2 separate regions of the Mus musculus genome follow, and region 1 is linked to region 2. Evidence: chromatin loops called from intact Hi-C (ENCODE). Cell type or tissue: left cerebral cortex. All regions are shown on one strand. Each heading gives the region's core, and the rest is flanking DNA. Links, peaks and the distances in the headings are about the cores only. Region 1 overlaps Dnah14 (dynein, axonemal, heavy chain 14). Region 2 has its middle 9.4 kb from the start of Gm32767.

Evidence for each region. Hi-C counts contacts between places; a loop is a spot of excess contacts. Peaks named below come from ENCODE experiments on the same cell type or tissue, not always from the same donor. Only the 100,000 strongest peaks of a DNase experiment are listed, where the experiment ranks them.
Region 1: a loop joins it to region 2, with 2.6 times the contacts of the local background. A loop is called at or near these places in 9 of 42 quality-filtered maps.

The regions. Positions count from the first base shown.
Region 1 is chr1:181,612,567-181,620,566 of GRCm38, forward strand. It overlaps Dnah14 (dynein, axonemal, heavy chain 14), which reads left to right. Exons shown (of 87, transcript NM_001377039.1): 13 at 2,817-2,931; 14 at 3,268-3,532; 15 at 4,027-4,072; 16 at 4,159-4,256. Among named protein-coding and RNA genes, the nearest start is that of Gm33612, 11 kb to the right of the region's middle. In left cerebral cortex, for the core only: CTCF peaks have their summits at 3,781 (motif pointing left) and 4,972 (motif pointing right); a DNase peak (open chromatin) is centred at 3,779.
Region 2 is chr1:181,541,270-181,557,506 of GRCm38, forward strand. No RefSeq gene overlaps it. Among named protein-coding and RNA genes, the nearest start is that of Gm32767, 9.4 kb to the left of the region's middle. In left cerebral cortex, for the core only: a CTCF peak has its summit at 4,343 (motif pointing left); DNase peaks (open chromatin) are centred at 4,331, 8,338, 8,587, 8,884 and 1 more place; H3K4me3 peaks cover 271 bases; H3K27ac peaks cover 411 bases.

The DNA of each region.
Region 1 (8,000 bases), core at 1-8,000, 67 kb after region 2:
CTCTCTCTCTCTCTCTCTCTCTCTCTCTCTCTTTCCTAGGTAGATACTTGGAGCTACAAAATTCCCTCTTAGGGCTGGTTTTAATGTGTCTCAGATTGTGTGTGTATGTGTGTGTGTTTGTTTGTGTGGGGCTGGTGTGGTGTGTATGTATGTGGTGTTAGTGTGTGTGGCCTGTGTATGGTATGATGTGTGTGTGTGTCTCTCTCTGTGTGTGTCCGAGGTATGTAGGGTGAGTAGGTGGTATGTGTGTGTGTGGTATGTTTGTGTGTGTGTCTGTGATAGGTGGGGTATGTGGGTGTTGTGTGGTATATGTGTATGTGTTTGTGATATGTGGGGTGGTGGGAAGTGTGTTTGGTGTGGGGTGTGTGTGTGGTATGTGTGGTGTGGCCTGTGTGTGGTGTGCTGTGTGTGTGTATGATGTAATGTGCATGTGTGGTATTTGGTGTATATGTGGTATGTGTGCGTGGGTGTATGTGTATGTGGTATATGGGGTGAGCAGGTGGGTGTGGTGTGTGTGTGTGTGTGTGTGTGTGTAGTGTGTGCATGTATGTGTGGTGGTCTCATTTCTGTGGTTGATGGTATTCTCCAGTGACAGATAATTTGTTGGAGACATTTGAGATCTCTTAACACATCCTGAATTCTCCTGTTTCCCAATATACACCAAAAATTGTGATTGTGAGGTCCTGAGCTAGTGTCTAAGATCTCCAGCTCTGCTGGACTTCCACTCCCACAGGCTTTTTCGAGGGAGAGCATATGTTGGTGGCTTGTGGTCTCCTGCAGGTCCTGAGGCTGTTGGAATCGACTCTTCTGTTAGGTTTTTCTGAGGGAATTCAGAATCATGATTTGATTTTGATTTTTAAGCCAGCCAGAGAGTTTCTATCTCTTGAGATAGAAGTAAAGGTGTTTCATATGCTTGATTTCATACCTTAGATTACATTTATACTTATGTTAATTTTATTTTGTCAGTAGTTCTGATCTTTTTCCTTTGTCCGGTTTTCCTGTCCAGTTTTCTAACTTGTTGCTTCTTTAGATAGGATCAAACATGTCTGGGTGTTCTTGTCTCTATTTCCCATCAACCTCCACGGGCTGGAATTACCTTTTGGGCTTGTTTATGAGTTTTCCATCTTTCTGACTGCAGTGGTTCAAGTCACTTCCTCCAGGGGCAGAGGGTGTAGCTCATCGTGGGCACATGCGAGGGTGAATGAGCTCTGGGTTCAATCCGAGGCTCTGTGTTGACAGACATTCCCTAGAACATACTCAGTCTTGCCCTGGTTCAGACTTACTGCCATGAGGCTATCCATTCTATTTCTCTTCCTGCTAAAGTGAGATCCGTTTTCGTGAGGTTGAAATGTGTGTAGCATAGAAGAGGTCAGAGGCGTTGCCTACATCCGTGGTGTTGCACAACCACCACCATACACTTCCAGAACCTTTTCCCAGGCTTCATATGCAAAACCTCCACACTACCCTCCCCTTCCAGCCATGGCAACCTTTCTAAGAATTTATCCATTCTAGGTACCTTGCACATCTGGAATCATAGCTATTGCTCTCTCTCTCTCGCTCTCTCTCTCTCTCTCTCTCTCTCTCTTTGTCTGGCGTATCTATGTTAGGATATCTTTAAGGACCATCCATGTTGAAGTGTGTATCCAAATTTCACTTCCTTTCTGTGGTCTGTTGGCAGTACTTTGTAGTTCTCCATTGACCTGTTGGGTTTCTCCCCTGTGGACTATGGTTAGAGCACAACTGTGCACACCAGATTGGAGCTACTGATTGGGTAGCTCATTTCAGATCTTTGAGGTATATACGTAGAATTTCAGGATCATAGAATTTGACATTTAACATTTGGAGGAACTTCTCTACAGTTTCCCACAACAATGTCTATATCTGTTTAGACTGTAGCAAGAACGTATGGGATTCTAATATCCTCACCAACAAAAATCCAGTCCAGTGAGCACAAGGTAATCTCTTGTGATTTTGATTGGGTTTCCTAATTGTCAGTGATTTTTAAGCATCTTTTCTTTTCTTTTCTTTTTTTTAAGATTTATTTTATTTATCTCAGTACACTTTAGCCATCTTCAGACACACTGGAAGAGGCCATTGGATCCCATTACAGATGGTTGTGAGCCACCATCTGGTTGCTGGGAATTGAACTCAGGACATCTGGAAGAGCAGCCAATGCTCTTAATCGCTGAGCCATCTCTCCAGCCCTTAAGCATCTTTTCTTATACTTATCATCCACTTGTATGTCTTTGGAGAAAGGGCCAGTAAAATTGTTTTCATTCCCTATTTGTATGCCTGTGTTTGGGTGTGGATGTGGATGTGTGTCAGGGTCCATGGTCAGAGGTCAGAGGACAACCTTGGATAATTGTCCTCAGGTACCTTGCCCCTTTTTATGTGTGACAAGGTCTTTTACTGGCCAGAAATCTGAGCATGTAGGCCAGGTTAGCTGGCCTGCGAGCATCCAGGGGTCTGTTTCACCCTCCTATTTGTGTCATCGTTGAGAGTGCAGATATGTTGTAGCCATGCCTGGCTGTTATGTGCTTTCTGATGGCTCAAACGCAGGTCTTCACACTTACAAGCTGAACACTGCTGACTGAGCCTCATCTCAGCCCTTTCTCCATTTTTTAACTTACTTTGTTTGTTCTCTTTCTTCTTTTCTTCCTCTCTCTCTCTCTCTCTTTTCCTTCTTTCCTTCCTTCCTTCCTTCCTTTCTCTCTTTCTCTCTTTCTTACTGTTATATGAATTCTTTATATATTTTCATATTAAATAGTAAAATAAATGATTTCAAAAATAAATTTCCCTCCCATTTCTCATTCTAGAGACAGGAAGATCTTTTCTAGGAAGGAATCAGACGATGATGAATTTGTTCTTTCAAGTTTAACTGCTCCTTCTTTTCAAAGCTCACAACCAAAACTAGACACCGATGTTAAAGAGGTAAGGTGCGCCTCAAAACCACTAACATAAATTTCGATACAAGATGAATAGCAAGTTCCAGAGTTAAACATTCAGTTAACAATTTCTTGCCACACACACATATGTGCGCATACACAAACATACACACATACACATGCGCACATATGTGCCACCTTCTCCCATTGTAAAAAGTTGCAATAATGCCTTCCAAATTGCCCACTAATACTAATTTCACATTTCATCTTTTTTGACATGTAAATATGGTTACAGTTTATGATACTACCTAACCTTTATCACCACCAGTTAACCGTTCTATTGTATGTTGTTCTTGCCTTGTGGGCACATTTGCTACCTTAGACTTTTAACAGTCATCGTGTGGCAATGGATTTGAAGAAAACCTATGCTCCAATATTTGAGATCAGCCTCTGTCTGAGACTTCCCACTATGAATGACTCTCCAGAGGACCTGGAAGGGAATAATCAGAAGTCTGAGAACTGTGAAGAGTCTCTGGTGTGTGATGAGGAGGAACTGGAGAACCGAAAAAGAACTTCAAGTGAAGCCATGCTCAGCCAGTACAACCAGCCGAGCAAGTTTGGCACCCTCCTGAAACGCATCCTTTCAGGTGAGGCCGGAGGCAGCGGGTGGCAGCTGGTAGTAAGGAAAGAAATTTAGGATTATGCCATGTTTGTTAGTTATGCCACGTTAGCATACTTGCTAAGGGGAGCAATGACAGACCACGAACTACCTTGTGGTACATGCGAGTGGTAATATCATTCACTGTGAACCACTTACACTGTCACTCTGGCCTTCTGGGCTTTCATTTTCAGGATGAGTGGCACCTAGAACGGCTGCTAAAAGCCCAGGAGTGCCACCTGGTGGTAGAATATGTGCCTAGCGTATGTGAGGCCCACAGGAAAGGAAAAGAACACAGTCTGGGACTCTGCTCCAGGTGTCCTATCAGAGTCTGGGATATGATTCTGGAATTCCCCTTCCAGACAGGCTCAGCGATTGATTCTCAGGTTATTTAGAAAATACTGATATATATTAAGTTGTTGTCTTGCATTTTAAACTGTTAATAAATTTTTACTTTGTCTTTGTTTCAATAAATTCGAATAGACTCAGGACTCCAGCTTGAGTCTGATCAAGAACGCTTCTATAATAAGTACGTATTGACCATTTTATAAGCATCTGTGTTCTGTTGGGTACTGCGATCCCTTGAATGTACTCTTATGTATTGTTTTCTCTCAGATTTTTTGAATTCCCAACAAACCTCTTTATGGAACCCAACAGACTGGACTTTTCGACACAATTCCAAAATATGATAGCAACTATAGAAAAGTATGTCAGTAAGTATCCAAAAGGCTTGGTGCCTTCTATGGCAATCTCTTTTAAATCAATGCATTTGATGCTCTTAGTGATACATATGGTAGATATAAATAAGAGATCATGAGTCCCAGTGCTTGATCAAGCAGTGTTTATTTAAAATTATTTGAAGATGATGATGATTGTGTGTGTGTGTGGTGTTAGACTTTTCTCAAGGAATAGAACTGTAGAATAAGTTACATGTGTGTACATATAATATCTATGAAAAATTCCCCTAAATATGTATATATGCATACACACACACACACATATATATGTGTGTATGTATATATATACATATATATATATATGGATTCATATATATATATATGTGGATTCATATATGCATGCACACACACACACTCACATGGGGATTTATCTAAGTGGCTTATAGGCAATATTGTTTGACTAGTTCAATATTAGCTGTGTTGCAGTGGAAAGGCCTAGAATCCAGTAGTTGTTCAGTCCGAGAGACTAAATATCTTAGCCGTCTCAGTAGGTTGCTAAAGTCCCAGGAACGTCCTAGAGAGTTGCTGGTCTTCAGTCTATATTGGAATTCCAAAGAAGCAGGTTCTAACACCAGTGAAGGAGTGTCTCAGCAACAGGATAGTTGAACTTGCCAGCCAGAGTGAGGGCAAACAGGTAAAAAGTGAAAGCTTCCTTCTTCCATGTCCTTTGATGTGGACTGTGCTGCCACCAGGGGGCGTGCTGCCCCAGGGGGTGTGGCCCAGATTTAGGGTGCATCTTCGCAGCTCAGATGATCCAATCAGTCCCTCACAGGATTGTCTTTTCATATATTATAAATGTACTTACATTGGCACCCAAAATTAACCCACATGCACATAAAGAAAATGCATAGAGCGTTAGCATCAGGAAAGCCGCTCAAGGCTTGAGTTGTGTGAATTTTATGTCATAGCATTCATTACAAAGACCTTGTTCCTACCTTGAATACATTTTAAATGATTATTTTTTTCAGCTCGATGAATATAATCTAAGATTATATGACAGTGTCCATCCCCCACAGTAAGTTTTAGAAAAAAATTTAAGCTAGTAGGACCCTTAGCAGCTCAGTTGTCTTGTGACAGTGTGCTGAATTCATGCTTTAGCATGGTGCACTTGTTCCCTGTCCCCGCCCCCCAGGAATTTCTCACCTGGACTTAACTGCTTATCTATAGAAATAATAGACGTGTATCATTCTCTACTAATGTTTTTTTAAATTTTGGGTAGAGATTCATTTTGAGGACATAGGTCCTCTGGCATTCTTTCCATAGATTCTTTTTGCCACCTAGATTTTCTTTCTTTCTTTTTTTTTTTTCTTTTCTTTTTAGATTTAAGTTTCTTGGGTTAAAAACATGTGATTGCTCTCATGTCTTTTTTTTTCCTCAGTATAAAATGATTTTGTCATGTGATTGTTTTGAAATTTTCATTATAAAATAATTCAAGGCTTCTGTGACCATCACTTACACATGCTTGTCACGTGCTTTTGCTACCCATGCTGTGGTCGTCAAAACCACGCACCCAACAGTACGCTGGGGCCATTGAATCAACAGAACCGATTTGATTCTTGGAGCTGCTTCCCGCCTGTCTGCTTTCTATTCCATGATCTGGAGTCCAGACTCACATGTCACACTCAGTTCACTGGACCCTTGGGTCTTCCCATCTAGGACATCTCCTTTTCTTCACTTTTATACTAGTTATCTGCCGGGGGGGGGGGGGGCAGCCCCAGTGTGGGGTGTTTCTTCTTTCTTGTCAGTTCTTGAGGCAGCGGAGGGGGGAAGAGCATAGGTGGAGGGTAAGACTTTGTCTTAAGAGTTTCTGGGGTAAGACTTTGTCTTACGAGAAATTTAAGGTTGCTGTATAATAAAAAGTTTGCTTATCTAAGTCTAAGTTACTATGCTGTTGTAGCTGACCTGCCTTCTGTGTTCCTCTGAGGCCAGAATCTGCAGTCTCTGGCACTCAGCACCCCATCCTGAAACAGCAGGAGATTGAGTAAAGGATTCATTGCTAGACCTTTTCCCTATTGTCCAGATGCCTCTTGCTTGTCAGGTTAGGGGGAAGTTTGGAGCAATAAACTTCTATTGAACCAGGAGAAGAGAATAACACTAGCAGAAGGAAAAACTTTTACATAAGCAAATATGCATAATCTCACATAAATTCATATTCAGTTTCATTCATGCTCATTTACTCATTTTCATTCAAATCCAGTTGGGCCCAGCTTGCATGCATTCTCACAATTACATACTTACACACACACACACACACACACACAGGTATACATTCTTACAATTACATACTTACACACACACACACACACAGGTATACATTCTTACAATTACATACTCACAGACACATCCATACTTAGATATACACATGGAGCAAAAGACCAAGCACCGGTGCAGAAAGAACTCACTCATTCTGGATGAAAAATTCACTCCAATCTTCATTACATAAAGAAAAAACTTCTACATTTTTAATGCTAAATGAATTAAACCCACATTTGTAAGAAAAAATGCTTTGTTTCTTTTAATAAGACTAAACCTGCCTTGTCCTTACCATGAGACCTGTTCTGTCCCATGGTAAGGAGAAGCCTGCCTGCCCCTTCGGCTCTCTGTGACATCTTTTTTCCTCTTTCCCTCTGCATTCTGCACATTGCTCTCTTAGTATTTTATGTTATCTATAATTTCTAAGTTACTCCACTCTGCATTCTCCTTCTAATCTAAAAAATGTTCTGTCTAAAAACTTCTCCTCAGCTCAGTTCCTCTCACCTCCGTTCCTCTCACCCCAGTCTCTCAGTTCTGACTCTTCTCTTTGTCCTCAGCTCTTAAACGTCTTTCAGAATACATGATCACATGTTACAAAGTTCATCACAAGTTCACACAGAAAATCAAATCATAAATTGAGATAGAAGTTTACAGCAGAGAATGTGTACATGCGTATCCATTAGGAGTAATTATCTGGCTAAGCATCCATCACCTGTCTCAGCTCCACAGGTTCACTGAAGGGTTAAAACCATAACTACGTTATTAGTGAAGTTTTGTGTATATATAAACCCTGCTGATATTTTATCTTCTGTTCTAGCACCTATAATAAATTGTTAGTTGCCTTTAATAACCTTTGGTTAATTGTTTCACAACCTCTTGGAATGTGCTCTGAGTAGGAGAAAGTCTGATTACCATCTTAAGAGCAATTAACTGGTGACACTTGGGAAACTGGCAGAGTTCTCATTGCAGCTTTGACTATCAGAAAAAGGACTTAATAGCAGTCCCATTATAAAAGAGCTTAATATCACAGATATAATTTTAGAAATTCTTATAGAATCATCACTAAGACTTAAGTCATCTATTTGTCTATATAGCATCACTACAAGATAGTCCATCTTCGTGGATCTGCAGAGATCTATTTCAAAGGGGGTGTGCTTCTACTTAGTGATTGTTATATATATTTAATAATAACAGGAAAAGCATATTAATAGCAGGAATCTTTCCTAAAATTAGTCCCTCACAGCCTTGCTTATTGAGAGCTCACCTGTTGCAGATTATATAATAATCCGAGGCAGGTCACTTCAGGATGATCACCTGCTAGTTATTAGCTTGTCCCATATGGCTCCTGACATCCTGTAGAATATATCAGTTTGGCTTCTCTGCTGTGGTCATGAGATGAGCGTGAGGCGCTTGCTCCATTTGGGGCATGAATGTTGTAGCAGTCAGACAATCCTCTCACTGCCTTTG
Region 2 (16,237 bases), core at 3,890-11,889:
AGAGCAGATCTTTTAAGTGGTACTACCCCCACCCCCTTAAAGGTGTGTAGGGGTATTTAACATATAGGCCTGATTTTTAGGTACCACGCAATGTATGCATACAGCAATACAGCATGGTGCACACAACTTTTTTGAGTTAAAAAATAAATCAATCAGTAGGATTAATGGTCTCTGAAGAAATTTTCCGTCTCTTTCTCTCCTTCCCTCCTTCTCTCTCTCTGTCTCTCTCCCTGTCTCTCTTCCTCTCTGTCTCTCTGTATCTCTCCTTCCATCTCTCCTTCTCTGTCTCTCTGTTTCTGTCTCTCTCCCTCTCCCTCTCTCCCTGTCTCTGTCTCTGTCTCTGTCTCTGTGTCTCTGTTTCTGTTTCTCCCCCTTTCTCTCATGTACTCTTAGCATATGCTGCCATCTCTCAGGAGACAATTCAACCTGAGCCCCTCCCCAGAGGCTCTGGAGACCACTCCTGCTGTGATGTCTCCTGCCTGTTTCAGTCCAGCATCACACACTTTCCACCTGTCAATAACAAGATAGAGATGAGTGAGAAACTCATCAGCCTTGAAAGTTCCTTAGTCTGTCTATAACATTCTACTAACTGGGGCAACTGTAATGTGACCTCAGTCTCCAGCTGCAACAGGAGGAAACTCAGGCTCCATCTCTTGGTTAGGGCGTGGTGGTGGCTGGGAACAAGTTTGTATACATGTGCATGTGTTTGTATATGTCTATGTGTGTGTGCGTGTGCGCGCGCGTGCGCGCGCATGTGTGTGTGTGTGTGTGTGTGTGTGTGTGTGTGTGTGTATTTTTCTGGGATCAGGGAACACTATGTCCAGCCACAAGGATACTTGCAATGTTGTGAACTCTCTCAGTGGAGATTTATTCTTTTCCTGTCTCACTGTCAGGATAATACACAAGACAAGCCCTAGTCCCAAACCTCACTTTTCTTGCTCTTTGACCTGTAGGTTCAAAATTAAAACAAAAGCTCTCAATGTGTGCAGAAAAGAGAGAAAACTCTTATGATTTCACAAAAATTATTATTTGCTGGGGATAACGTTAGTTTCTTATTATCTGTGTCACAGGTGAACAGGATCTTAGACTGGCAGGATACGCTTTCAAGGGTTTTCAAAATGAATCATGGCAGTGAGTGGTAGCAGGGGCGCACAGGCCAGTCCAACAAGCAACACCTTGTCAATATGTGTGAGGAGGGGGGAGTGGCAGTCCTGAAGCATTTACCTGGCTTGTCTGTCTGTCTGTCTGTCTTCCTTTATTCCTCCCTCCCTCTATTCCCTTTCACTCCTTTTCTTCAGGGAAGACAGCAATGACAAATCTACTTGACATTGTATTTCATGACATGAGTCGTCATATTTAAAGCTCAGAGATCTATAATAAACTAATTTTTATCATTGGTTTTGGCGAAGATACACAATTGAAGAAAAAGAATGTAACCCAGCAGTAATTGGCTGAGGTGGGCTAGCCCAGGGAGGCTGTCTGTCCAGGCCATTCGTCACCTCTCTGGACAGTGCTCCTTCCTTTGGAGGGACGTAAGGCTATTCTAGAACGGGAGGTTCTATAGTCAAGCATGGTGTGTCAGAGAATTGCATTACAGATGACTCGGAAAGCTAGAAAAATGAGGGTAATATCCTCATGGTTCAACTGTCAGAGTTATTGTGTGTGACTATATAATATTATATATAATATATTTTATATATATATATATATATATATATATATATATATAATGTGTGTGTGAGTGTGCATGTGTGCACTCGAATGAGTCACTTTTCTTCTTTAATCCTTTAGGTCCCAGAGACTGGTCATGGCTAGGTGATCATCAGGCCAGGCAACAGCTTTTACTCACTAGGACCTCACACTCAATATTCTTAGTTTTATGATTGGCTGTGGGGGAACAAAAAGTTTTCTTTCTATGCCCTAAGCCGGGGTCTGCAGGCCTTAAGGCCATCAACTTCCCAGAGTTTGTGCGTGGTAACTGTGGGAGGACCTCTGCGGTAACAGAGGGAGGACCTCTGCACTCTGCCTGCACGCAACTGACGGGGGCTATGCTACCGAAGGTCACACTTGTGGAATTTCCGATGTATATTTGAGGCCACTTTGAGCCTCTGTGTGAAACTAAGAGGTGAGGGCTTCTGCTTTTGTCTGTGTGTATGTTCCTTCACTTGGGTAAGGTTTATTGCATGGGCAGCTTGTGTAGGTGCCTCAGGGAGCCAACGTGAGTTCAGCACAGAGCAGGTGGGAAACAGTGGTGTCCCTGGCTGTAAGCAACAACATCACAGAGACACTGCTCATTGTCTGTTACCCCTTCCACCTTGGACTGATCTCCAGGGGACCCTTATCATACACTCCAGTAGCTGATGTTTTCGATAATGACAACCAAGAAGTGCATGAAGCAGGCTGACAGTTCTCCTGTGACCTAATGTCAGTGTCTACAAGAAGTCTCCTGCCCAAGCACAAGGCTTGGAGTCACTCTAGCTATCTGCCAGGTTCAGCTCTTGGGAGTGGACACTAGAGACGCATCTTACTATGACACTGAGATCAGACCATTGCTGCCCTTCGAGGAAGGGATGCTATGGGTAGTAGTGGTTACTAAAGTGACTCATAGTACCAGGCAGGCAGCCTGTCCTTGCCCTGGGGGTTGTTGCAAAGTGTCACTGGTCAGAGCATTTGCTCGCAGACTGGCTGAGGGGACTAGAAAGGCTGATACACAGAGAGTTCCAAGTGCTGATACACAGGTTGGCCACAGCTGCCTAAGCAAGGGGGCAGAGTCAGTGACCCAGATGTCAGCCTACAGCTTAATTTCATTTAAATGTTCCAGAGTAAGTCATTGACTAAAGTCTTAAAGTCCAGAATTTTCCAAAGGACTTGATGATAAGTTCAAGCTTAAAGAGTTTTCTGGCAAAGTGGACACCTAGTGACCTCCAGCCCCAGCAGCGCCCCCTGCTGCTGCGGGAAGAAAAGTTGGCTAAGACTGTTTAGAGGTTCCTTCTCAGGCCACTGCAGGGTGTTTAATTATTGTTGGTTTTTAATACAAGAAGAGTGATCTCTGGCCATCACTTGGGATCCAAAGAATGAAGGGGAGCTAGGAGGTATTGTGGTGCTGGAGTTAACTCCTGGGTGCCTGCCTCGTGGGCTTTCTCTGCTTGGGTGCAGAGTCTCTGTCTCCTGCTGCACAGGAGCTCAGAGGACAGCACAACTGTTACTCCTCCCTGCCTTTGGGGGATAAACATTTGAGGAAAGACCCATGAGCTGGGGCGAAAGCCATTGTCTCCATGATCCTGTGCGTAGAGGACAGACCTGAAGGTGAGTGGTACCTGGCTGAGTGTCAGAGTCCCTCTTCTTCTGGGCTGTCTTGATGGGAAAGTTCAGCCAGGCACCAAGGGTCAGGGGGCAGAGGAGATCCACAGATTCAGCTAGAGTGCCTGCAAGAGGGAAGCTGAGTGCCCTCAGGATCCCAGGACCTCCCGGGTCAACTTTCAGGAGTGGTCCTGGTTGTATAGCATGATAGGGTGGACAGGGAACAGGGAACAGCCACCTTCCTGCTTCCCTCAAATTCCCAGTCTCAGAGTCTCTATTTGCACGTCTGAGGGTAGAATATGAGAAAACTGGGCTTTCCTGAGGCTTGCAGGAGCCTTGGGACCAAAGCACATAGTAGGCACTTAAAACTGCTGAAGTTGATCATACAGCCACACCTACGTCCTTCCTAGGAATGTGGGCAAGTCAGCCAAACTCAGAAATGTGTGTCCCGACACAGAGACACCTGTAGACTTCTTTTTGCTTTTAGTTCTTTTACGTTTTACTTTCCTGTTTTATTATTATTTTTTAACTCACAAGTAATTATAGCTATTGATTGGGTGCGGCTCAATGTTTTGGTGTTATCTCTGCACTATGAAATGACCAGATCAAGCCAACTAATATATCTACCCCGCAGTCATTGTTTCTGATGAGAATACCTGACGCCTATTCTCCCAGCAGTTTACAAGAGACTGTGTGTCTTTATTAATCCTGGTCTCGGAGTTGTCTTAGAGATTATTATGACATAGGTTTCAGGGACTACAATAAATTGATTTCAAGATGACCTATTTGGTCTCTCCCTGGGAAAACTTGCGGTGACAGGATGGCGCTCTGCGGGAGATCGCGTAACGATCAAATACAGGCAACTCCCTACTAACAAGCACCTCATACACTCGCTCAGCTCGGCATCGCATCGGCATCGACATACAGTCCAGCCGCTGGGCTTGTTATCCTGGTGTATAAACCAATCTCTTCACCAGCGTGTTGGTTTCTCATAGGAACGCAGCAATGTTTCATCTTCCCATTGCAATGTCGCCACCTAGTGTTCATAAGTAAGAACTGACAGACCATGAACCCCTGTCTTCCGCCGCCATTGGGGCAGTGTGGATGACTTCTGAGGTAATGGATGGGGTTCAAAATTTGAGGTGTAGCTTGGGTCTTGACGAGAAATAGCAAACACTGAAGAAGAGAAATTGGGTGAGAGGGGTGTCCCCTCCTTCCACAGACTGCTGCAAGGAGATACGGTTGGCGCTTGGGTCAAGAAAGCAGTTGTTTCGTGGAGGGGCAGGTCCCTATTCAGAAGTTTGTGGCTGACTCAATTCCTAAGGGCTCTAGGATGGGAACAAAAGAGTTTAGAGTTTAGTATTATCAGGACGTTTTCTAGGACACCAGGTAGGTGTGGGGTTACTTTCCTAAATGCACCGTGAATCCCCCTTGTCTGTGGGCCTGGAGAGACGGAACTCTTCACTCTGTGGACCTCCTGGGTGGTCTTTCTCTTTCATCTTTCTCTCTGTGTTATGGGTCCCTCTACAGTCAGGCAACCTCACGAGCCACCCTGTATTCTTACACGTGATTAAAATCATTTTTCTGGTGTATAAAAATATCAGGGTGCGCAGTGTTAGCAGGGAGGCCACACTCCTGCAGAGGGCCTGTGGGAACATTAGACGATCCGCCTCGATAGAGGTCCCATTCTATGAGAAAGGCTGGAAGAACCATGATTCCAGCTCAGGATTTTATCCAAGGGATAGGGTGGGGTGACCCTGAGAGAGGACGTCAAAGGGAGCCCAGCTTGTTCAGTGAACTCGTGCTACAATTTTGATCTGAAATACCCCGAAGCCCAAACTTGATCCCCGGTGTCACACAACTGGGAGGTGGTGGGCTCCTTAAGAGAGGGGTGCTAGTGGGAGGAAGCTGGGTGTTATGCCATGGCTATAGTGGGACTTTCTCCGACACAATCAGCAGTATAAATAATCGCATGGAGTCTTCTATATAGTTTGAAGCCGAGGCCTTTTGCTTGGGCAGTCTCCTGGCTATTCTATACCTAACCTGACTAACTAGCCTACAACTGGCCACATGGCTAGCTCTATAGCTTTCTCTGCTCATCTTCAGTCCTTGTCTGTTCCCTCTGGGTCGGCTCTCCCTTTGCCGCAATCTCCGTGCCCAGAAGTCCCACCCTCCATTTCCGGCTCCAGCTATTGGCTGTGAGATCTTTATTTACAACCAATCAGCAGTGAGACAATCTGCCTCTAGGATTACCTTCAAGTGTCTAAGCAGGTGCGGACGGACAACTATTTACAAACATAAGGCTGGCGAAGGCTGTAGACATAACAATGCCACTCTCCTGCCAGCATTTAGCTTTCTGTCCTACGGAATCAACAATTGAAAATACAGAGACATACCTTTACACAAAGTTAAAAAAAAGAAAGTTATCTCAACACCGTGTGATGATTTGTCTATGCTCGGCCCAGGGAGCTGCACCATTAAAAGGTGTGGCCCTGTTGGAGTGGGTGTATCACTGTAGGCGTGGGCTTTAAGACCCTCGTCCTAACTTCCTGGAAGCCTTCTTCTCCTAGAGGCCTTCCGATGAAGATGTAGAACTCTCAGCTCTGCCTGTGCCATACCTGCCTGGATACTGCCATGCTCCCACCTTGATGATAATGGACTGAACCTCTGAAACTGTAAACCAGCCCCAATTAAGTGTTGTCCTTATAAGAGTTGCCTTGGTCATGGTGTCTGTTCACAGCAGTGCAACCCTGACTAAGACCCATGGTCATGGACCTTGAGTTCAAAAGCAAGCCTCGTCTCTTCCGTGGCTTCCAGGCGCTGTGACACGGGTGAGCATCTTCCTCTACCAGGTGCTCCCAGCAGGACGTGCAGCCTCGCCACAGCCCAAAGGCAGCACATTCGCTAACCAAAACTGTAAGCCCAAAAGAACTTCTCTCTTTTACTCTTACAGTTGATTGTTTCGGATATTTTATGACAATAATAGAAAGCTGACGGGCAGAGCTAGTGACAGACATATAAGCCCATTGCTGTGAGTTTTGCCCCGAGGTTAGCAGTTGACTTTCATTTCCGCAGGGACATGTTAGCATGACTCTATTATAAAATAAGTCTTCCTGTATCAAGGCTATGCACACACAATCCTGCCTGGAAACTCTAAGATTAAGTAGACATTTATTCGCTGACATTTACTGTGGACTTGCACTGTGATAAGACTATTATTGTAAAAGAAAGGTTTGGGGTAATAGAGAACTCAGCTCAAACCAGCTTGTCATTCCCACTCTGTGTCCTTGTGAGCTTGACGCTTAGCTTCCCTGACCTTGACCCCCTTACCCATGCAGAGGCTGTTACCAGTGGGCTACCCTTGAAGAGTTGGAAGAGTTTGGGGAAAGCTGGATGTAAGATGAGTACCAACAGTACTGCAATGAGTTATTCGCACCCTTTAACAGATGCTCCTACAAGGGCAGAGGTCAGCTCAGAGGACAGTGGTGCCATCCCTGGATTAGAAGGACTTGTGTTCTGGGGTAATGGTGGATAAGATGTAGACACATAATGTTGTATGGACTTTTGATAAGGATGATATATTTTGATAGATGAGAGAGATAATTGGGGTTATTCTTTTTATTTTATTGTTTTTAGACAGTGTCTTAGGGTTTTACTACTGTGAACAGACACCATGACCAAGGCAACTCTTATAAGGACAACATTTAATTGGGACTGGCTTACAGGTTCAGAGGTTCAGTCCATTATCATCAAGGTGGGAGCATGGCACCATCCAGGCAGGCAGAGCTGAGAGTTCTACATCTTCATCTGAAGGCTGCTAGCAGAATCCTGGCTTGCAGACAGTAGGATGAGGGTCTTAAGCCCACACACTCAGTGACATACCTACTCCAAACAGGGCCATACCTTCTCACTCCCTGGGCAGAGCATATACAAACCATAACAGATAGGGGTTCTCATTGAGACCAGGATGGCCTCAAAAGACACAGAGCCCACAGAGACCTGCCTCTGCCTCTCAAATGCTGAGCTTAAAGGCACGCTCCATCTGGATGTCAGTATTCTTAAATGGACTTCCAGATGAAAAATTAGTAACCCAAAGAATCCTCATGTAGATGTGATACAAGAGGCAGATCGGACAGTTAGGTTTAATTTTCAACTTGACATGGTCTAAAATCACCTGAGAAGAGTCTCAATGGGAATTGTCTATATTGGTTTGGCCATAAGCAAGTCTGTGGGGATTGTCTTAGATTATTTGATGTGGGAAGACCTGCCCACTGTGGGTGGCACTATTCCCTAAGCAGGAGGTCCTGACCTTGGCTAAGAGTTGGAGAGATTGAGCTAAACACAAAAACTCACAGGAGCTGGTAACCGTGTGTATAATCATTTCTCTATGCTCTTGACTTTAGATGTGAGGTAACAAACCCTTTGAAGTCCCCTTCTGACTCCCCCACAATAGTGGACTATAACCTAGAATTGCAAGCTGAAATAAAAACTCCTTTCTTGGGCTGGAGAGATGGCTCAGAGGTTAAGAGCACTGCCTGCTCTTCCAGAGGTCCTGAGTTCAATTCCCAGCAACCACATGGTGGCTCAGAACCGTCTATAATGGGCATCTGATTCCATCTTCTTGTGTGTCTGAAGACAGCAACAGTATTCCCACATACATGAAATAAATAAATCGTTAGAAAACAAAAACAAAAAACGCCTCCTTTCTCCCTAAGTTGCTTTTATCCAGGGTGTTTTACCACACCGACAGAAATGAAAGTGACCCCAGGAGCCCTCTGCGGGTGTCTGGACAGGGCGCCAGTTGGGTTTGGAAGATCCCTTTGCTCAGTAGTATATATTATATCTATGGCATCCTCCCTGGAGTGTAAAGCCGTGCTGTACAAGAAGGATCAGGAAGAACTTATATGTGTGATAATGGGCTGCTGGGTGCTGGCTGTTTCCTGAGGGTGATGTTGAGCGCTTGGTAGGTTAAGCAGCGTCTTGCCTCCTCGACTTTACACTCGTGAGAGCGTGAAGGAGGACTGCTGAATTGAAGGATTTCTGCAGTAGGCAGTACAGTACGAAATGGCGTCCTCTGACGCTGTATGAAGAGTGGCCCTAGTTGAGGAGGGTTTCTTCCCCTGTGCTAGTCCAGTTGCTGTTTGGAGAGGAGCATTGATGTTTAAAGATGGCCTGATACTTCCCAACATCCCTCAAAGACTCAGACCAAGTGCCTCTGACCACGCCTGCTTTCCTAAGCATCTCCTCACCTTGTCTGGGGCTGGAGGTGTTAGGAAATAGACAGGAGGAGAACCCGAGAAAAGAAGATGCTAGAAAATAGGCAGGTGGAGAATGGCGTGGTAGGAGAACAAGGAAGATGTCCATCATTCTGGGGAGCTGAGGACTGGCAGGTGGCAGAACAGTGGCCATCAGTGACCTTCAACGAAGCTGAAGAGCCTCGTAAACATGCGTCCTTTCCTTCCTTTTCTCCCAGGTTTACAAAAATCCTTCATGTTCGTATGTATATCATTGAGACTTACGTTAAAAATAGATTTCGGCAGCTGTTGAGTGGTATAATTATCCCCATGACATCAGAAGTACATCCAGTACCGACTTCTTTTGTTGCCACTCACCAAATGCCACCAAGAACCACATACTGCTCAGCGGTGACAGCTGCCTTGTGGGCATCAAGTAGAGAACTGTGGTCCTTACAAGCAGCTTCTTCAGTCCACATCCATGGCCTGAAAGCTGCCTGGCACCATGTGAAGCTGACAGGTCACATTGTCAGAGATGCCCAGAGAGGTGCACAGTCACATTTATTTTGTGAGGGGTGGATTTTGTGTTCAAAAAAGGAAGAAAGAAAGAAAGAAAGAAAGAAAGAAAGAGGGAGGGAGGGAGGGAGGGAGGGAGGGAGGGAGGGAGGGAGGGAGGGAGGAAGGAAGGAAGGAAGGAAGGAAGGAAGGAAGGAAGGAAAGAATTTTTTCCTCTTTCCAATTTGTTATAAAACACAGGAAAAAACTATTCTTTTGATAATCAAGGACCCATGGCAACTGATCAGCAGCCCAAGAGACCAAAGTTTTGAAGGGTAGTATTTTAAATGGCTAGAGTTTGGAAGCTGAGACTGAAGGAAGGGCAAAATATTCCAGAGAATTCCCTGTGACTTTTCCCTTGCGCTGTCTTGGTCCATTTTTCATGTTGTAAGAGATTACCCGAGACTGATGGGTTTATCGAGAGCATGGCTTCGTTTTGATTCATGATTCTGGAGGTCAGGAAGTCTAAGATCATAGCCCTGACAAGGGCCTAGCACTGTTTCAACGTGGCCAACAGTAGAGAGACAACTTGGTGTGTGTGAGGCAAGCCAGGCAGGAAGTGTTGTCACTTTGTAACAGCCAGCGCTCGAAAGAGCAAACCCACTCCCAAGAGAAAACATTTCTATCACTTATATCCCAAATGCCCTGATGACTCACGTGCTAAGCCTTGGTTATCAGCTGTGTGGCTGTTGGAGGCAGCTGAACCTTCAGGAGGTAGAGCCGAGGTTAGGTCACCAGGGCTGTGTCCCTGAAAGGAATATTGTGACCATAGTCCTGCCTCTTCAGTTCACTTCCTACTGCCCTGGGGAGAACAGTAAGCATGCTGCCTGTCCCTAGCATAATGTGTTATCCCACCCCAGACCCCAAAAGAATGGAATCAAGTGATCACAGACTAAGAACCCAAACTTTGCTGTTTAAGAATAAGTTGCTGTCACTCCAACGTGTTCTACACTATCGGGAAGCTGACCACCACAGGCATTAATCCCTCTTCCTTACTCTCAGCCTGGCTGGAACTTTGCCTCCCTGTGCTACCAAGATGCCAAGGAAATCTCAGCAGGGGATGTAGAGAAAAGAATCCACATTGAATCTTAGCTCCCTCTATCCCCTCTCAGCTCCTCACCTCTGCATGGCCACCCTGTCCAGCAACCCTGCATGCTTTTGCCATTGGGAAGTGGAGCTCTTTAGACAGCAGGGAGTAAACCCATGTGGTTCTTCTTAGAAGACAAACCCAAAGGAGTTGTGGATTTGATGAACAGGTTGCAAGGAAGGGAGATTCTGTGTGGATAACTGTAGAGGCCTCTCACTTTCTCCCTGCAAGGCTGGTGAGAAAGCTGGGTCTATCCACGGCCAGAGGATGGGTGGATCCAGTTTCTGGCTGCAAAGTTTCACAGCAAAGCCAAGGCTGTGGTTGCTGCTATGATGGAGCGACTTGGAGCCACAAGGGGTCAAAAGCACTTTTGAATCTGAGATGAAGTGTTTCCTGCCCCCCTTCTTTCCTCCCTTCTTCCCTTCTTTCCTCCCTCCCTTGTTCCCTCTCTTCCTTTCTTCCTTCCTTCCTTCCTTCCTTCCTTCCTTCCTTCCTTCCTTCCTTCCTTCCTTCCTTCCCTCCTCTCTTCCTTCTTTGCTTCCTTCTTTGCTTGCATGTTTTTATTTCCCTTTTGCCATTTCAGCCAGCAAGTTGCACTCTTTCTTATGCTAGCACAGAGAAAATGAGCTAGTAAAGTCCTTGCTGGCTGATGTCCCACTTGCTGTGCAGGGTAATAAGGACCTTCACTAGGGAGGCATCTTTGGGGAGTGGAGGACAAGGGATTGTCCTGTGGCCTCTGCAGCTTGACTTTATTTCCTGACTTGCTGTTGCCCCTCTCTAAAGTAGGTATTACTTCCTCCATCCTTAGTGCCTGGGAGTCAGGCTTAGGATATCCTGCAGTCACTGCTATTGGAGGTGAACCAGAGGGAGCCTAGCTTGCTTTTCCTCCTGGTTTTTGACAAGTTCTTTTATGGGATCAGTTCTTGTACTGCCATGGGAGAAAGGAGTTAAGTAATCAGGGAGGCCTTCTAGGTGACACCTAAAGCCAGAAACCTTAGTAACTTTATCTGTACATTAGAAACCTCCAACCCCCTGTCCCAGCCCTGTGCAGCTTAGAGGACATGGGAATTCAAGTCCCAGCAGGATACTGCTAGAACCAAGGGACTGAAACAGAAAGAGCAGGACAGCAGGAGCCTAAGAGCTGTGTAAGGAGGGGGAGGGAGAGTCACAGCCTACTTAGCTGCCAGGACAGCAAGGCAGAGACAGCCAGAGAACTGGACTGACAAATGAGGGCACTCCAGACTTTGGCAGATGGCAGCAAAACCACACCAGCTGCTTTTTTTCCCAGGGCTGCCCGGTCCATTTGCCAGCCATGTCATGTTTACTCTTAGGACATAAAGAGAGGTTCACTGGAAGAGGGTGACTTCAAGGCTTCTCACTGGTACTTGGAGAGCTCTGTCCAGTTGAGCAGCCTCGGCACATGTGCCACTACTGTGTTGCCCCTGGCAGAGCCGTCCCCTGACAGGCATCAGCATCCCCACTTATGCAAGTCAACCCTGGCTATGATGTAACTTTTTATGCCCTGTGACTCAGGGTGGAGGGACTCCTTGGTCCCTCAGACAGCTCAGTGATTCCTTAATCATTTCCTCCTTTTAAGTCCTTAGTCACTGCGGGAGATCTGGCTGATTTCTAAGTTTATCACTCCTTGCTCCCCGGAGAGCATTTAGTAATATGCTGCAGGGGACAGGAGCTCTCAAAGCCCGTGAAGAAAATGGGCTTTCAGACACCCCCACCCCCACCCAGAAGAAGAGCAGAGGGTGTGGTTTGAGGATGCCTGGCACCTGGGCCTCTGTGTCCCTGAACAGATGGCAGCTTACACTGCTGGCTGGAGAACTGGGAAAGTTCAGAGCTGCCTTCAGAAGGTCGACACCCACTCACCACCCTGATGAACACCCACGGATGTGACGGTCATATCTAAGAAGAGGAGGGTGCGGCTACAGACAGGGGTTTCTGTGACTCAACACAATCATCTCTCTTGGCTAAATCTCTAATATCTGCTCCCCGTTGAGGAACTTTGGGGTCCCAAAGAGGCATCCATTTACTTCTGCATTGGGGGTGGAGGACTTTACATGTTGGCTGAATTGTGTCTTTTAAATGACATCGCAAGCCAGGCATGGTAGCGTGTGCCTGTTATGGTTCCTAGCACTCAGAAAGCCAAGGCAAGAGGATAGACAGCTATGGGTCAGGATGGGCAACACAGGGAGACGATCTCAAAACAAAACAAAAATGCCTCGAGAAATTGATTTAATTCCTCCCTCTCTGTTTCCCTCCTTCTCTCTTTTTCCGTCCTCTCCCGTCCTCCTCTCCCCATTTGCAGGTTACTGAAATGTTACAGTAACCAATACGATCAACTTGATTTCTCCTCTCAACAGTACAGTTTCAGGTTTCGAGTTGAGAAGTTAGTTGAGTGTGGATGCGGCCCATTCCCTTTATAGCTATTGATCATAGTTCATTGCGGTTCCTTGTATGAGTATAGTATTTTTTGTTTTATGGACTTCACTTGCTGAACATTTAGATTTGTTTCTAGAGTTTTCCGCCAATACCATATAGTAATCCCTCTCCCTGCGTGGGCTCCCTGCGTGGGCTCCCTGCGTGGGCTCCCTGCGTGGGCTCCCTGTGTGGGGCTCCCTGCGTGGGCTCCCTGTGTGGGGCTCCCTGCGTGGGCTCCCTGTGTGGGGCTCCCTGCGTGGGCTCCCTGCAATGTTTGCAGTAAGAGGTTTATTGCTGAAATACAAGTTGAATAACGCTGTGCATGGCCACCTGACGCTCTGTGGCCAGTGAATTGCTTGTCGCACTTGAGCAAAAGGTTCCTGTGTGTTATATAAATATTTAATCCTAATCAAGGGTTTCTACCCCACCTTTGACCATTTAGTTCCCAGATAAAAGATATACACAACCTTTCTTTTTTCACACAACTTTCATATTTATAACAAGCCTTAATCAGCACAAGAGCTTGGCAGGTTTCTATCTTCTTTGCTATTATATCTATTTCCCAGCCAATAATCCCATACACAATTTGCTATGTTTCCTCTGGGCTGCTCTTAACTCCAATTAGCCAACCCAACCCACATGGCCATTATTTTAAGATTCTTATCCCATGACAGCTTTCTTCTCCATTCAACAACTTCTCTCTCTCTTTTGTGGTTCTGACCCCAAGTCGGGGACCCTAAGCCCCACCCATGTCTCTTCTGCCCAGCCATTGGCTCGCACCATCTTTATTCACCAATCAGAAAGAAGGTTACATAGTGGACTCTCTTGTCTCTGGGGCAACTAGGCCTCGCGGGTCAGCACTTACAATACATAGCATAAGACCAAATCTCAACCCTGTGTTATTGAGTGTTTTGGTTTCTGTTGAGGTTTTGGTACTCGGACATTAGGGCTATACTATGTCTCAGACAGTGGCTGCTCCTTTACCCTAGGAGATGAATGAGAGGATACAGCGAGCCAAACCAGTCTAGATTAGTCCAACCAATCAGCTGAGCCAATGCCCAGCAAAGGCAGCCCCAGCCAAACTACTGCCCTTGGCTTCTGCAGAAAAAGAAATGCCTAAGCGGCGGAGGCTCCAACCCTGAGCCATCTATCTCAGCAGCCACTTCATGGTGTTTCCTTTGGTTCGTTTGGTTGAGCCAATGCCCAGCAAAGGCAGCCCCAGCCAAACTACTGCCCTTGGCTTCTGCAGAAGAAGAAATGCCTAAGCGGCGGAGGCTCCAACCCTGAGCCATCTATCTCAGCAGCCACTTCATGGTGTTTCCTTTGGTTCGTTTGGTTTCGGGTTTGTGTGAGAAGATGGCCTCTAGGTCCTGACTTGCTAGGTAAGCACTCTCTTATCTCTGAGCCACATCTCAGCGGAACACGTGCTTTGAGACCAGGCAGGCACCTTGGAGTTCTTGGGTGACATATGTTTCTCCGCTGAGCACGTGGTTCCATTTCAGCTCACGTGAAAAACGTCAAGTAATAGTAGCAGGGATGGATGTGTGTAAATTCATCTGACAAAATACTCATGCTTCCACACCCATCAAAGAGAAGGAGAAGATAATGTATCTGGGTGAGCTGAGACGGTGGAAGAAAGGAGAAACACGTTTAGTTTCTGTAAAATAAGCTGCCCTGAAACTTCGCAGTTTAAAACATCCAGTGTTCCCTAACTTCTGTAGCCTGTGACACCTCAGCTGGGCTGTGATCAGCAGTGTTTCATGGGATGCAGGAACTACTTCATGCTCTAAGTGTGGCTGGTGTGGGCTTCGTGGCTTCCAAGGCTATTCTTTACTTCCTTTTTTTTTTTATCGAAAATACAGTTTTTTCAAACAATGTGTTCTTATGATCTAACCACCCCCAACTCCTTCCACATCCTCCCTCCCACAAAAATCCACATCTTTTCCTCTCATTAGAAAACAAAAAGACATATAAAAATAATAAAATAAAATAAGATTAAAAACAAACAACCAGAGAAAACAAAATAGGACAAAACAAACAGAAAAAGAAAGAAGCCAGAGAAAAAGCACACGAAATACAGACACAGAGGCGCACACATTTGCACACACAGAAATCCCACAAAAATATAAAACAGGAAACCATAATCTATAAGCAAGAGACCTGTAAGTTTAAAAAAAAATTCCCAAAGCATTATGAAATAAAACCTACAAAACAACAAAACCAACCAGAACCCCCAAAACACCTCCAAAAACACCGTGGTTTATTTTGTGTTAGCCATCTACTGTTAGGCATGGGCTTCCCTTAGAGAGGTTTATACGCTCAGTGAGACTCTGTTGGAGAAAACTAATTTTTCCTTTTTGAGCAACTGTCACTAGAGATAGTTTCTGGACTAGAGCCCATGCAGGCCTTGCGCATGCTCCGTCCTCTGTGAATTGCCCTGCACATCGCTCCTGCTCTGTCTAGGAGGCCTTGGTTCCATGGTGTCTTCCATCCCCACTGGCTCATTAATGATCTTTTTACCACCTCCTCAGAGGGGTTTCCTGAGCTGTGCTGGAAGAGATTTGATGGAGACAACCCATGTAGAATTGAGTGTTTCGAATTTCTTAATGGCCGAATAATATCCCATTGTATAAATATATCATGTTTTCATTATCCACTTTCAGCTGATGAACATCTAGGTTGTTTCCATGTCCTATCTGTTAGGAATCTCAACTCAAACCTGAAACTGTATTGTTGAGAGGAGAGATCAAGTAGCTCTTACTGGTTACTGTAACATTTCAGTCACCTGCCAGGCGAGGAGGAGAGGAGAGGAAGGAAGAAGAGAGAAGGAGGGAGGGAAAGGTTGGGGGGGCACGAATTAAATCAATTTCTCAAGGTAGTTTGTTTGTTTGTTTTGAGATATTAGGAATAGAGCAGCTATAAACATATGAGCAGTTGTCTCTACAGCAAAGACAGTCTTTTGAGTGCATGCTCAGAGCAGTATAGTTGGGTCACATGGTAGATCTGTTTCTAGTGGTTTGTACAACTGCCACACTGATGTCCATAGTGGTAGAGTGTGGGGCTTGGGTTCCATCCCAAGTGCTAAATACATTGTATACTTGTATAAAATTTTCAATGAGTAAATTGAAACTCTAACTATGAGATGCCATCTCTGCCTGGCATTTGGAGACTTTGAGGCTTTTAACATGACAACATTTAGCAAAAATTAAAGGACAACTTGAGTCACTAGGAGCGACTTCCACACTGTTTAGTTCATATTAGAAATGATACAGATGAGCCAAATCGATAATGTATGTACCTGTAGCTCCAGCTACTTAGCAGACAGAGGCAGGAGAATGGCTTGAGGCAGAGTTCAAGGCCAGCAATACAGACAGACCCTCATCTGAACACAACAACAACCAAACAAAATGTTCTAAGTGCTCAGCGAATGATCTGCTGCTGTCTGCGTACAGAGATCTGTTTACTAATGTTAACTATAAACAGTGACGCAAGCCACAGTGAGTGGTTGTCTTACATTTTCAATGGTTTTTCATTCAGAGCAAGTAGCAAACGGCCCCTCCCCCAGGCTGAATAGCTGGGAATTAAATAACTGGGAGTAAGGTAGATAAACGGGTGGTTGTTTCCTGCTGCC